2 separate regions of the Homo sapiens genome follow, and region 2 is linked to region 1. The links are chromatin contacts, found by Hi-C or POLR2A ChIA-PET in ENCODE. All regions are on one chromosome and are shown on one strand. The core of a region is the stretch at or near the end of the contact, and the rest is flanking DNA. Distances in the headings are between cores, read along the strand shown. Region 1 overlaps ARHGAP24 (Rho GTPase activating protein 24). Region 2 overlaps ARHGAP24 (Rho GTPase activating protein 24).

The links. A loop is a pair of places that touch in the nucleus more often than their neighbours do. ChIA-PET counts read pairs that join two places held with the same protein, here RNA polymerase II (POLR2A). Pooled maps may share reads with other maps.
Region 2: a map with no recorded cell type shows a loop between it and region 1 (5-fold over the local background). The contact joins two enhancer-like sites. A Hi-C loop is called at or near these places in 13 of 37 single-sample maps with no recorded cell type and 5 of 50 pooled maps. POLR2A ChIA-PET finds 5 or more read pairs at or near these places in 3 of 52 experiments (B cell, WTC11 and activated B cell).

Annotation. Positions count from the first base shown.
Region 1 is chr4:85,552,928-85,560,363 of GRCh38, reverse strand. All of the region lies in intron 1 of ARHGAP24 (Rho GTPase activating protein 24), which reads right to left. Among named protein-coding and RNA genes, the nearest start is that of ARHGAP24, 81 kb to the right of the region's middle. RefSeq lists enhancers at 2,649-3,048, 5,101-5,150. Within about 2 kb of position 2,948, at least 2 of the 41 ENCODE cell types and tissues checked have a DNase peak (open chromatin) inside an H3K27ac peak, as active enhancers do; they include B cell, where a contact is called at or near this core.
Region 2 is chr4:85,723,228-85,730,663 of GRCh38, reverse strand. All of the region lies in intron 3 of ARHGAP24 (Rho GTPase activating protein 24), which reads right to left. LOC124900728 (a long non-coding RNA gene) reads right to left here. Exons shown (of 2, transcript XR_007058169.1): 2 at 6,020-7,436. Among named protein-coding and RNA genes, the nearest start is that of MIR4451, 4.5 kb to the right of the region's middle. Within about 2 kb of position 4,788, at least 17 of the 41 ENCODE cell types and tissues checked have a DNase peak (open chromatin) inside an H3K27ac peak, as active enhancers do; they include B cell, where a contact is called at or near this core.

The DNA.
Region 1 (7,436 bases), core at 1,699-4,198:
TTGTTGTCTACTTAATGCCTCATACATTGTAGAGAGAATCTTTTCCCTCTTAAGATGGCTTTAATTCAACTAGAGAGAAAATTATATATATTAATTTTAATATATGTATAATACTTTAATATATACTTAGAACTGCCCTTCACCACCACAGTGATATCTGAAGGACAAATAAAAAAGACAACCACTGGAATTCCCCATGCTGATAACCTGAGTAGAAACAAAAATCAAATCAAAACATATACTTTACCATTGATTGGGATTAAGAAAGAACTGCTGCTTGTGAAGCCCAAGGCAGACATTATTAATTAATCACCTGTGTTCACCCCCAGATGCCATCTCAATCCAGTACTCTAGGCAGTCACAACCAACCAATCATATATGGAAAGGTAAGAAAGACTCTTTGCTAATTCAATTCTGTAGACAAACTAAGAACTGAAGATATCCCTTAAATATCAAATAGAAACTCCAGTGCTTTTCCAAAAGCAATGGCATCTGAAACGGGAAAAGATGAGAAATTCAACTTATTTTAATGGAAAGTGAAGACGGCAACTATCATTTCATCATATGGCCACAGAGAAACAAAGAAAACAAGCCTGAAGCAGGGAAGATGAAAAGAAGTTGGATGTCTCTTATTTTATATTTATTAATTGAATCTGTGACTAGACCCCTCAAAATAGGATCAGAAACATGATGTTATAAACATCTCAATTTTTAAGCTTTTGTGTGTACTCCACTCCCTCACCCATAGTTTATTAATATGATTTTGTTTTGAAAAACTGTCACAAAGAAAAGAAATTTGGGGAGGCCCAGAAGGCTTCTGAAGATGTTGGTCCAAATATACAAAATGCCAATTAGACAGGAGGAAAATGTTCAAGAGGTCTATTGTATAACATGACTATAACAATGTATTGTGTTCTTAAACATTGCTAAGAGTAGATCTCAAGTGTTCTCATCACAAAAAATAAGGATGTGAGGTAATGTTTATGTTAATTTGTTCAATTTAGCCATTCCAGAATGTATGTGTATTTCCAAACATGATGTTGTACATGACCAATGTATATAATGTTTATTTGTCAATTAAAATGAACTCATTTATTAATTTTTAAGAGGTTTTCCACACCTAAATCTGAAAAGTAATAGGATTATAATACCCAAGGGATGGGAGAGCAATGGCAGTAATGAAGGAGAGCTTTATGCACATAGCAGAGAGAATTGAGAGAGGAAAGCTGAAGCCCGTATGACACTGAGAAAGTCAGCTGGGTCCTTTCCTCATTATGGGGAAATAACTGCTGTGCCTATAATTTATAGAGCCCCTCCAGCACTTTCCCTGATGTCTATAATTTTTAAGCTAAGATGAAAGCTTTCCTGAAACACTACTTTTAATATCAGGTTCCTTTAGTGAGTCTGACCTAGGAGAATCAAATGTTGTTGATTGCATTATCATTTCAAGCCCCTCAGTGGGGCCAGCTATTTATTCAACTACACTTCAAAGAAAATATTTTACAAGTGGGTAACTTTGATGGAGATAGTCATTTGTCTACAATGAACTCTCCAATTTTCTCCTTCAAATGAAAACCCCGAGGTACTTAATGATTTCCAATAAGGACCACTCATTTTTGTCAATTAATCCTGTGGGTGGAACATCGTCAGGCTTGCTCTAAAGCCTAGCAAAATGATTAGGCTTTCTAAGTATATAAATCTTGTGCTAATCACTAAACCACAGTTGCTCTCCCAGTGGTTTCTTATATGGAGGTATGGACAACACAACTTTTTTTTTTTTAGAATCTGAGGAAGGTAGGGAAAAACTTTTGTCAAAGTGAAAATAATAGCATCATTCATATTATGGTAGACTTTGATGTGTTAAACTGTGATCTTTGATGAAGTACTGCTATTCACATATAATTTGAACATATTTTAGCACTTCAAAATATCTGATTATTTCACACTTTAGTTTTAGATATGCTAAACAGAAATGTAGCTTTACTGCACCTGAATACATTTAATTAGCAGTTTAGAGAAAGAGAAATAAATCTTCTACATAAAACATAATTTTTTAAAATTAAGAAGTTTGGTGGCACATATGTTATTTGAAGTATCCAAGAGCCTGTCTCTGAGGACTCCCCTCTCCCTCATCCCATGTTTTTCTCGTTGATGCCACCATCCCTTTGCTAAAGGGATGGGCTTGAACTTAGTTGCTCATAGAACCTGAGCTCCCTAGCAACAGTGACTGGCCCAGGAAATGGACATGTGACTCAGACAGTGCCAAGTAGAGTCTTCCCTTAGGATAGGGAAGACACTGAAAGGATGAGCATCTGAGGTTGGCGGCATTCATCTTCCCTTTTAGCAAAGCCATTTGTAAAATGACGCTATGCAGAGACAAGCTGGTGTGAGAGAGGAATGGAGAGAGAACCCAAATACATTTGTAACCTGAGGAAAGGGAATGATTCACTTAGAAAGGATAAAGTAATAGCATAAAAATTATAATGTACACTTCATTAAAGATAAAAAATATGTGCTCATCAAAAGACATCACTAAGAATATGTAGTCTTCTGTGACCAGAGGAATTGGGAGATCCACAGGGAAAATGCCAGGATACCTGGAAGCTAGGAAATGATTACAGAAATATTTCTACATGGAGGCCAAGATGGCTGACTAGCAGCAGCCAGTGTGCACTGCTTTCACGGAGAGAATAAAGAGTGGTGGGTTGACACTAGCTCTTCAACCGGAACATCCAGGTGAACACATTGGGATTCATCAGGGAAACAGCATGACCCACAGAGAACAGAGAAGAGTGAGACAGGAAAACTGCCCACCTGGAGTGGCCCAGAGCCAGGGGAGTCACCACACTGGGGAAACAGTGAGTAAGTGAGAGTCCTCAGGGACCCACACTTCTACCACTTCTGCTCAGGAAATCCCCGCAAACTCCCCTGCTGCGGCCTCCAGACCAACACAGAGAACTACGTGGGAGTCTGGGCAGAGCCCTGCTCAAGCACACATGGAGTCCTGGGAGCCTTGGATCCTCAGGCACCCTGGCACCAGTGGCTGCAGGTCCAGCAATGGGGAAGGTCAGCCTCCCTCACATGCCTGCAGGAAAGGAACCAAATCCACAGCTGAGCAGTGATGGACTGCAAGCCATGCCTCCACTGCACCTTGCAGGATAAGGCCCATTGGCCTGGGGTGCTGGTGAGGCCACCCCAGCCCCACCTGAGTTCTTGGGCAGGGAGCAGCTCTGCAATTCCCTGGGACAGAGCTCCCAGAGGGAGAGGTAGCCTGCCATTTTTGTTTCTCTGCAACCCACCCTCCTGTTGCTCTCAGGCTCCAGAGGGTGTGCAGTGACTCGGGACTCTCCCAGACCCCCGGCAGAGCTGCCTTATGGAAAAGGGACAAGACTGTGTTCCACATAGGTCTCCACCTCTGCTACTGCTCACTGGGCAGGGCCTCCAAACCTGGGACTTTAGTGACCCCCTCCTGGGCTCTCAGAATGGTAGCAGCTCTACACTTTCCTGGGATAGAGCTCCTAGAGGGAGGCAGGGCACCATTTTTGCTGTCCTGCAGCCCTTGCTCCTATTGCCCTCAGGCTCAGGAGGGAGTGGAGTGGTTGGAGACCTATGGAGATGCCCAGCACAGTGCAGCCACCTTACAGAAAAGCAGCCAGACTGTTTTCCACATGCGTCCCCACCTCCCCTACCCTTCACTCGGCAGTGCCTGTTGACCTGGGCCCCCAATATGATTAACCTGCCCCCACCTGAACACTTTAGTCAGTGGTGGCTCTGCATTTCTCTGAGGAGGAAACCCCAGAGACAACCCAGAGCATGTATGACATTGCAGTTGCAGCAGTACTGCCCTGACTGTCCTCGGGCTGGGGAAGGAACAAAGGGCCTGGTTGCTATGCTGAAACCTCCAGCAAGCTGCAGCTATCATATGGAGAGGAGCCCAGTCTCTTTCCAGCGAGCTCCCACACCCCACTCTTCACCAGGCAGGGGTCTTGCCTCAAGATCACTGAAGAGCTCCTCCACCCGCAACTGAGAATTCCCATTGCTAATGGCTTTGTGTTTCCCTGGGGAGGTGATCCCAGAGGCAACCAACAGCCTCTCTGTACCTGATGCCCTCAGTCTGGGGAAGAAATAAAGAACCTGAGGGTTTTACTCATACTTCTAGCACACCACAGTTATTATATAGAGAGAAGCTCAGGCTCTCCTCTCTGTGAGCCCTCAAACCCCCACTCTTCACCCAGTCGGGCCCCAAGCTTGGGCCAGCAGTTGCAGTCACCCCCACCCACCAGCTGAACATTCCCAGTAGCAGTTGCTCTGTGTTTCTCTTGAGATGAAGCTTCCAGAGGCAACCAAAAGCCCCTCTGCCACTGCCATTGCAGTGGTACTGTCCTTGCTGCCCTCAGACTGGAAAAGGAGCAAAGACTCTCAGTGATTTAACCACACCTCCTTTAGGACAGCCACTGCTGTCCTAAAAAGAAGAAGCCAGTCAGTTTCCCCCCATGAGCCACCTGGCCTCTCTGCTCATCAATATGCAGGGCCCCCTGGCTTGAGTCCACAATGCAGCCACCCCACCCCAGGCTGATAGCCCCAACTGGGAGTGGCTCTGCCATTTTCTGATATGGAAACCTGAGAGACAAGTGAAAGGCCCTCTTCCACATGTCCCTACCCATGGCAAGGTCCCTTCTCCTGCTGCCTCCCAGCTAGAAAGGAACATAAAGCCTGAGCTCACCCAGGGCTGCAGTGTGCAGCCAAGAAGTGCCAAGCCAAGAGCTATAGCCAGGACTTGAGTGGGAGAGGATTCCACACTCTTAGAGCACAGAGAGGGAGCATATCGCAGTCATGAGGAAATACAAAGCAGTGAAGTGACTAAGCAAGAGCCTACCTACTGGTCATTATGCTTAAGCACCACCTACTTGATCACAACCCAAACTTCAACAACAAAAATACTTTGCTAATATAGGCCACCTTCTGCCCACACTGTGAAACCAAGGACAAGAACTCAGCCACAAATAAAGTTCCTGCACAAAGCCTCAACCCTCCAAAAACATCCTGAAAAGAAGTCAACTGACTGTACTCAAACTAAAGCACATGGTGGGGTGTGGCAGCTGCATTGAATCACCCCACACAGATGAGAAAGAACCAGCACAAGAACTCTGGCAACTCAAAAAGCCAGAGTGTCTGATTTCCTCAACAACTGCACTAGTTTCACAGCAGGAATTCTTAACCAGGATGAAAAGACTGAAATGAAAGAAATACAAATCAGAATATGGATAGGAACGAAGAGCATCAAGATTCAGGAGAAAGTCAAAACCCAATCCAAGAATTCTAAGGATTACAATAAAATATGATACAGGAGCAGTTAGATGAAATAGCCACTATAAGAAAGAACTGGCTGGGTGCGGTGGCTCATGCCTGTAATCCCAACACTTTGGGAGGCTGAGGTGGGCAGATCACGAGGTCAGGAGATTGAGAACATCCTGGCTAACACAGTGAAACCCCATCTCTACTAAAAATACAAAAAAAAAAAAAAAATCAGCTGGGCGTGATAGCGGGCACCTGTAGTCCCAGCTACTCAGGAGGCTGAGGCAGGAGAATGGCGTGAACCCGGGAGGTGGAGCTTGCAGTGGGCCAAGATAGCACCACTGCACTACAAACACTCCAGCCTGGGTGACAGAGTGAGACTCCATCTAAGAAGAAAAAATAATAATAATAAAAATAAAAAGAACCAAACTGATCTGATAGAGCTGAAAAACACACTACAATAATTTCATAATGCAATCACAAGCATTAACAGCAGAATAAATCAAGCTGAGGAAAAATCTCACAGCTCAAAGACTGGTTCTCTAAACTAACTTGAACAAAAATAAAAAATAAAGAATAAAAACGAGAAATATGGGATTATGTAAAGAGACCAAATCTATAATTCACCAGTGTCCTTGAAAGATATGAGGAGATAACAGGCAATTTGGAAAACATATTTTAAGATATTATCCATGAAAACTTCCTTAACCTCGCTAGAGATGCCAATGTTCAAAATCAGGAAATGCAGAGAATTTCTATGAGATATTACACAAGAAGACCATCCTCAAGATACAGAATCATCAGAGTCTCCCAGGTCAAAATGAAAGAAAAAATGTTAAAGGCAGCTAGAGAGAAGGCATAGGTGACCTAAAAAGTGAAACCCATCAAACTAACAGCAAACCTTTCAGCGGAAACTCCACAAACCAGAAGAGATTGAAGGCTTATATTCAGCATTTTTAAAGAAAAGAATTTGCAACCAATAATTTTATATCTAGCCAAACTAAGCATCATAAGCAAAGGAGAAGTAAGACAAGCAAATGGTGATGGAATCCATTAACCCTGGACATGCCTTACAAAAGGTTCTGTAAGGAGTGCTAAATATGGACAAGAAAGAATGTTATGCACCACTACAAAAACACACTTAAGTAAACTGACCACTGAGAATATAAGACAACCACAAAAACAAGTCTACATAATAACCATTTACCAACACCATGACAGGATCAAATCTCCACATACCAATATTAATGCTGGATGTAAATGGGCTCAATGGCACCAATTAAAAGGCACAGAGTAGCAAGCTGGATAAAGAAGCAAGACCCAATGGTATGCTGTCTTCTAGAGACTCATCTCACATGCAATTGAGAGGTGAAGCCAGCTGGGCTTCTGGGTCGGCTGGGGACTTGGACCACTTTTCTGTCTAGCCAAAGGATTGTAAATTCACCAATCAGTGCTCTGTGTCTAGCTAAAGGTTTGTAAATGCACCAATCAGTGCTCTGTGTCTAGCTAATCCGGTAGGGGACTTGGAGAACTTTTCTATCTAGCTAAAGGATTGTAAATGCACCAATCAGCGCTCTGTGTCTAGCTAAAGGTTTGTAAATGCACCAATCAGCACTCTGTAAAACAGACCAATCAGCACTCTGTAAAACGGACCAATCAGCACTATGTAAAATGGACCAATCAGCTCTCTGTAAAATGGACAAATCAGCAGGATGTGGGTGGGGCCAAATAAGGGAATAAAAGCAGGCCACCTGAGCCAGTAGCGGCAACCCACTGCGGGTCCCCTTCCCTGCTGTGTAAGCTTTGTTCTTTCACTCTTCACAGTAACTCTTGCTGCTGCTCACTGTTTGGGTCCACACTACCTTTATGAGCTGTAACACTCACCGAGAATGTCTGCAGCTTCACTCCTGAAGCCAGCGAGACCACAAACCCACTGGGAGGAATGAACAACTCTGGATGCACTGCCTTTATGAACTGTAATGCTCACTGCGAAGGTCTGCAGCTTCACTCCTGAAGCTAGTGAGACAACAAATCCACCGGGAGGAATGAGCAACTCTGGACACACCACCTTTATGAACTGTAACACTCGCTGCAAGGGTCTGCGGCTTCATTCTTGAAGTCAGCGAGACCAGCGAGACCAA
Region 2 (7,436 bases), core at 3,539-6,038, 170 kb before region 1:
GCTGAGGGAGGAGGACTGCTTGTACTCAGGGATTTGAGACCAGCCTGGGCAACATAGTGAGACCTCATCTCTACAAAAACAAAAAAATTAGCTGAGCATGGTGGTGTGAACTTGTGGTTCCAGCTACTACTCGGGAGGCTGAGGCAGGAGGATCACTTGAGCCCAAGAGGTTGAGGCGGCAGTGAGCCGTGATTGCACCACTGTGCTCCAGCCTGGGTGACAGAGTGAGACCCTGTCTCAAAAAACAAAACAAAAAACAGCTAATGTACATCATATAAAGGAAAGCTTAGAAGACACTTCAAGCTTATTTGATCTTGCCAGAGTTGCTTCAATCTCAGAATATTTGTAAATAACTCCCTGAATTTGTGTGGACTGAATAAAATATGGGACATGTTTTTCATGCTAGGCACATCCCATCTCCTATTAATGGTATTCATAAAGTCACATAAGAGATTTCAGTTCTGGTCAGAATCTAGAATTCCAAATGAACTGAGATGGTGTTTAAAAGAGATTTCAGTTTGGTCACTAACACTTTTAAAGTTCAATGTGATTTAAAGCATAGATATTATTCAGAGATGGAACTTCTAAATAAAAATATTGGCAAATAGTTCCTGAATCATGATTTTGAGGCAATGGATAATGCCATGGCCTGGGGAGACAGGCTGTCTCAGAGTTCTAATTCTGGCTCTGGTGGCACCAGTGGGGATTAGTGATTTATATCAGTATTTCATCTTCCTTTTCATAGGTTTGCTTTTTTTATCTAGCCCAGGGGTCAGCAAACTATGCCCACGGGCCAAATCTGGTTCACTGTTTATTTTTTACATTTTTAAGTGGTTGGAAAAAAATAAAGAATAATATTTCTGATATTTGAGAAGTATATAAAATTCACATTTCAGTGACCATAAGTAAATTTTATTGACATACAGCCACATCCATTTGTTTTCGCTACCATGGCAGAGTTGAACAACTGTAGTGGAAACCTTATGGTCACAAAATCCTAAAATATTTACTCCTGGATCTTTCCAGAAAAGGTTTGCTGGCCCCTGGTCTAGCGAATAGTGATGGTGACTGGATCAATATGTCTACCAACACTGTGAGAGGACACTCACTCCTCATAGGGACACTTCACAGGAGGATCGTATGATCATGCTGTCCATCAGTTCGTAAATGCCCCAAATGTATGTTGGTTGAAATGACATTAGCCAGAATTCCAAAGGATTAAAAACATTTTTAAAACGTTCTTTGTACCATGTTAATAGCTTCTTTCAAGTGTATATTTTAATGTATTTTAAGTAGGAAGGGAATTTTGAAACAAAAATCTCAAACACTTTCTTTAAGAACACATAGTAGTTAATACATGCTGCTTTCACCAATGCATTTATTTAGTTCATGTAGAGCTACTTGTGTATATAGAATTATGTTTTCATACCGTAAGCAACTCCTACTCACATTCTCTAAATGATTTGCACATATTAAATCTAAGCAAAAAAAAAATACAAGCTTCACGGCTGCCTACAGACTTAGGCAGACAAAAAAAGAGATTGTCACAGCTGCTTTGGGGTAACAAATATAATTGCATGGATTTTAACTTACAGAATTAACACAAAAAAGAAAAAAAGTTAAGATAAGGGAGTGTTGTAAAATTAAATGCCTAAGCAGCATATTTAACTGGTGATCAAGAAAGTGACTAAACTTGATGCTAAAACACAATTAAAACATTCCTACATTTTCATATAAAATATATGTCAAATATTGGCTTACATTTTCAAATGACAGCAAGTTAATGTAGCCAATGACGTTATTTATTCAACCCAGAAGGAGTCACAAATGCAGACATGTATGGTAAACTTTTATTGCTGTTGTTACATTATTATCCCAAAAACTCAAAAATTGGCCAAACTTTTTTCTTTCCCAGAGACACCCATGAATCTATCTCATAACTATTTATTTCTCAGCTGGCCTATTATGTAACACAGCTGCAGTAACCATCTAAGTAGGTTGAAGTTTTACTAAATTAAAAATTTTACAGCCTCCAGACCCATGAAATGTTCCATCCAGGAAAAGTTCTTCTGTAAATGTGCAAAATAGGTCTGTGGAGTTACACAATCATAGAAACAGGAGAAAGAACAACTGAATCAGAGAGGTAAAAGTCTAAAACTGATTGGTATAACAGATAATTACAAATAACAGTTTATGCACACATGTACATAGATAAAATAGATAAATGCATAGGAACATAGACAGATTAGCTAAAATAGAGATAAAGAGTGAGAGAGAGGTGAGAGAGAGAGAGATAATAAAGTCTTTGGTTCCCAATATAAACTATTATTCTTAAACTACAGTCAATGATTGCATTTTAGGGAATCTCTGAAGTCCTCAAAAGTATGTGCAATTTTGGTAGGTATTTGCCTTTTTTTTTTTTTTTTTTTTTGGCAAAAGGATCAATGCATTTATTAGATTCTTTAGGCACCCATGTCCTCTAACTTTTCACCTATCTCCTAAGAAATCCTTCTGGAAAAAATAATTAGAATGGAAACTTTTTAAAATTTGAAATGTACAAAAGTAACATGTAATTGTCTGAGGGTATTGGAAATAATTAGTATAGTTGTGGCTAAAGGTAGGATAAATAACATCTTTTTTTTTTTTGAAGGCCTAATTTTGTTTCCAGGCAGATAAAAATCACTTTAGATTATCCTTCAAAATTTATCTTATTTTTTTCCATGGCTACTTTTCATTCCTCATCCCCTTGTCTTTTGTGTTCACCTCTTCTTTTCTTTCCCTGGAGGAAGGAAGAGGAAAGAACACCTCCTACTTTTAGTTAATATTGATTTTAGGCACTGGGTCAGATGGGCCTTTTAGGGTCTGGAATATTGACAATTGCCCTTGAAAGCCATGAAGAATCTTTGCTTGGTGGATGGACTGAGTCCCAGCATATGATTAATATCAGGTGTGTTGGTTGGTGGTTAGACAGTGAGTGATAGCTTGGCCAGTATGTGAAGGGAGTTTGTGAAGAAGCTGAGAACAATTTCAGCAATGTATACTCGGTAATGAAAGAGAATTGGATCCCAGAGCGTTGACAGTTGTCTATAAGAAAGCACTCCATCCGTAGAATCCACCTTTGTTACCTTTATTCATAATAAGGAAGATCACTGCTGGAAAATGTCTGTTTCTCCCCACTTTTTCATGATGGGATTGTTGTAGCCTTAGAACATGCTTTCAAAAGAACTGTAAGTGGGCATCTCTATCTAGTGCCTATTTGTATTATATATTGTATTATAAATAGGTGCTAAAAAACAAAAATGCCTACTCTTATCAAGTGCCAAAATTCTCATTCTTAATGAATGAGTCTGGAAAGATACCAGTGTATCCATTCCAGTTCAAAAAATAACTTCACATGCTCATATTTCAGAAAATAGGCTCCAGGCCTTTTTTACTTTATTTTTTGAGATGGAGTCTCACTCTGTCACCCAGGCTGGAGTGCAATGGTGAGATCTCTGCTCACCACAACCTCCGCCTCCTGGGTTCAAGGGATTCTCCTGCCTCAGCCTCCTGAGTAGCTGGGATTATAGGCGCCCACCAACACGCCCAGCTAATTTTGTGTTTTAATATTCTATTGAAACGGGGTTTCTCCATGTTGGTCAGGCTGGTCTCCAAGTCCCAACCTCAGGATCCCCCCACCTTGGATCCAAGCCCCAACCTCAGGATCACCTCAGGTGATACCCCTACCTCGGCCTCCCAAAATTTTGGGATTACAGGCGTGAGCCACAGCGCCTGGCCCAGTGTTAGCTTTTTAACCTGGATCAAATTACTTCTCTGTGCCTCAGATCTGTCGTTTGCAGAATAAAGATAATGACATTGCTTGCCTCATAGAGTTGTAGTAAGGATTAAATAAAGCGATACGTGCAAACAGCCTGGAACATTGCCTGGAATACAGATGTCTAGATACTGATAAGGCTACAGACATTATAACGGATACTGTAGTACTCTCTCTAGATCCCAAAGACTGGTATATTGGTTGCTGAAGGCACAAAGAGATTCTCATGGGAATTGTTCTACAACGCAGCAGGAACAGCTTCACCCAAGTTTATCTGTCTTCCTGCTCCCAATCAATGACTAGTTAGCAAGAGGAAACAAAGCCCCAGCCCCTCAGTTTGAAGCAAACTTGAGAGGGATCACCGCCTCAGGGGACCCCACTGGATCAGCTAAGACTTCAGTTGCTACAGCGTTGCAGGGCAGGTGTTCCTGTCGCATCCTGCTTTCCTCACTTTCTTGCAGAAAAAATATCTTCGGAGAACCTTTCCCATGACAATCTAATGTCATTCTCCATCAGCGTGTTTCCTGGAATCCAATCTAAGATTATAGATAGATGTAAATAAAACGTTTTATCCCCATTATCCAGGAACTGCAGCTAAGGTCCACCCCCCACCCCCCAAAAGAGGCTAAAACTCCACATTCTAAGCTGAAAAGACCGATGGAAATTGCACCTAGCCACTTCTCTGCCAGGTTTACTGAGAGAAAGCATTGCACTTCTGAGAACCCAAATGGCCCTGACTGTTTTGAGGGGGAAACTAGAAAAGAGGAAGTGCTACTTGGAGGAAGCAGTTTTCAAAATCAGCACTGGTTTTTGAGGGGGAGGACTAGGAATTCTCCCAACTATCAGAACAAGAGTATTGCTGGTAAATTTTGATGTGTGTTAGAACAGTGACTCACTCCTTCTCTAAGTCAGGGACTCATGATGGCCTCTGAAGCTTGGCAAGCCACTGACCTTGCTGGGCACTGAAGCTGATAACCCCTGGAGAAAGTGACAAGCCAAAGGAGGCAGCAACAGTGGAACAGCCTGCATTTCCCTTACGTTGCAGGCCAGGGTACATGAGTTTCCTAGTTGCTGAATAAACACAAAGCAAGCAGCTGGCCTTTGAGGCCTTTCGCTGTATCCCATCCAACAGGACTATCCCAATGCTGGGAGAATACTAGCATGTGAAGTGGATTTCTAATTCCAGAGACCCTGAAAAATCCACAAATGCATCTGTGAAAGATTCAGCCTTTAGAGAGGAAAGTCTGTAACGACCAGTCAGTGTGAAGGGGCTATGCCCCAGCAGTATCATCTGTGTAGGAAGATCTCTACCTTCTTCCATCCGTCTCTTGGTCTCATCATCAGAAAGGAAGGCAGAAAAGTAGGAAAGGAAACATGTAAGGAGTTTCTCTTCACTTTTGCCACTAGAGTGACAAAGAGGTCTTTGCGGGAACAGGGGAGAAAAGGTCCTATGCAACAGGAAATAGTTCAACATAGCAGAGTGGGGGCAGTTTCATATGACTGAGATTCTTCCATAAGCCTGGTAAATATATGCACTTCAAGAAATATTTGTTTAGCACCATATGTTATACTGTGCTATTTCCAGGTGTTAGGTATACAGTAAAAAGCAAGAAAGATGTGGTTTCTAAATATATGGAGATACATATAGTCCTCCTTTGTCTTGTTTTGCCTATTTCTTGTCTGTTTCTTTGTCATTTTATTTTTTTCTCTGAGAAACTTCTTTCCTAAGAAAGCTAAGGCATCATTATTCCAATAACTACTCTTTATTTTTTTAAAACATTTCAAGGAAAATTCAACTAGAACACATTTAGAGAAGCAGAAACCAACTGCATGTTCTTTCTTCAAGAACTGTTCATTAAAGATTTGCCAATCTTTCTTTCTCAACCACATTTCCCAAAAGCTTGGACTTTGGCCATAATAGTTCACTTCAGTCTAAAATTTGGCATGTCTGAAAGAGAAGACTTCAAATTTGCCAATTTGGCTGATATCCCTTTGAATAACAAGTAGAGAAATAGGAAAAATTTGGAGCGAAAAATCTATAACTCATGGCATTATTCAGAGAGATAATTCATTTCATAGGATAATGAATCTATAGGAAATCAACCCTAAAACATGGTAGATTTATTTTCAGATAGGTTTTTACAAAAGCCTAAAATATGCATACAAATATAATTTGTAAACAAATATAAATAAGTAATACACAAAGACCTGAGACGCTCAATTTTATTGAAAATTCTTGTTTTTTTAATATGATTTTCCTTGGTTTCATGGGATATTTCAGCATAAAGCAAAAGCAAAAATAAAACAAAATAAAAATTCCTATATATATATATATATATATATATATATATATATATACACACATGGAAAAATTATAAGGACATACAGTGCACATATGGATAAACTGTATTCGTAACACACACACAAATGTGTACGTATGCATATAGTGCTAAAATATATGGCAAAGAGCTTGCTAGAGGCTTTTGTTAGTTTTGTTGGAAATCATTATGGGCAGATGAAATTAAAATATGTAATCCTCTCCTACTCACTCATAAACTCTGGAGAGTTAGGCTTGAGTTAGCTATCCGTAAAGATAGACACTTGTTGGGTTTGTAAGCATCATCTTTATGATAGATTTTCAGAAGTGGCAATTGAAAGAATTTTATAGAGAAAGCCAATCTAGAATAAATATGCTTTATGAGGATCTGCTGCCAGGTAGGCCCACGGCCTGCCGAGGGTTCTATACACATTACCAACCACATTTCTGCAATCCTTGCTGCCTCCTATGCATTCTGACAAATAAAAACACTCTGTTGTAACATCCCAAATTATCATGTTAAACAATTACACCATTGAAAAAATTGAAAAATATTATCTTGTCATTCCCATTTGCAAAGATAAAGTAATTGTTATGTTATCCCTAAATAACCCCAATAATGCAAATATTGATGAAAATAACCTGATACAGATCCCACATTATCACAGAAGTACAAAAGCATTTGCCTAGAAATGCCATCCTGATGTCAAGGGCACACCAGTAAAGCCCCAGTGACCAGGATGAATGACACAGACACTGGATTCTCAATGTAGTGCTTTGTCTTTCCAGCTCTGTCTTCAAAGATACATTTGGAACACTTCTCTTCACACTCCGTAAGATGATTTAGAATTATAAAACCTAATTTAGCAGCTATTACATACTGTATTAATAATTCAGGAAGCATCTTTTCAAATGATCTACTCACATACTATATTTAAGTCCATAATTACAGAAGCAAGCTTGAATTTCCTATAAATTTGTTTGAAAGGACAACCTTCATATTCCATATTACACAGTCTTAAACTTCTTAGGCTTTGTTCATCAAAAGCCATTATGTCATACGCACTGCATGTGAAACAGATGATTTAGAATAGCAATGTTGGAGAAGAGGTTTTATCTGTTACTTCCTGGTCTTGAAGACATGGCTCTCTCTAAAACAGTATTGAAAATATCCGTCTATATTACTTGAGAACTTCTTCACCAAAAGATGAAACCTCCTTGCAGCTAGCAGACTGAATGGAAAAGTAGACCTCTAGCATTATTGGAGATAAAGAGTCAACCATCAGTTCAATACCACGCTGATTT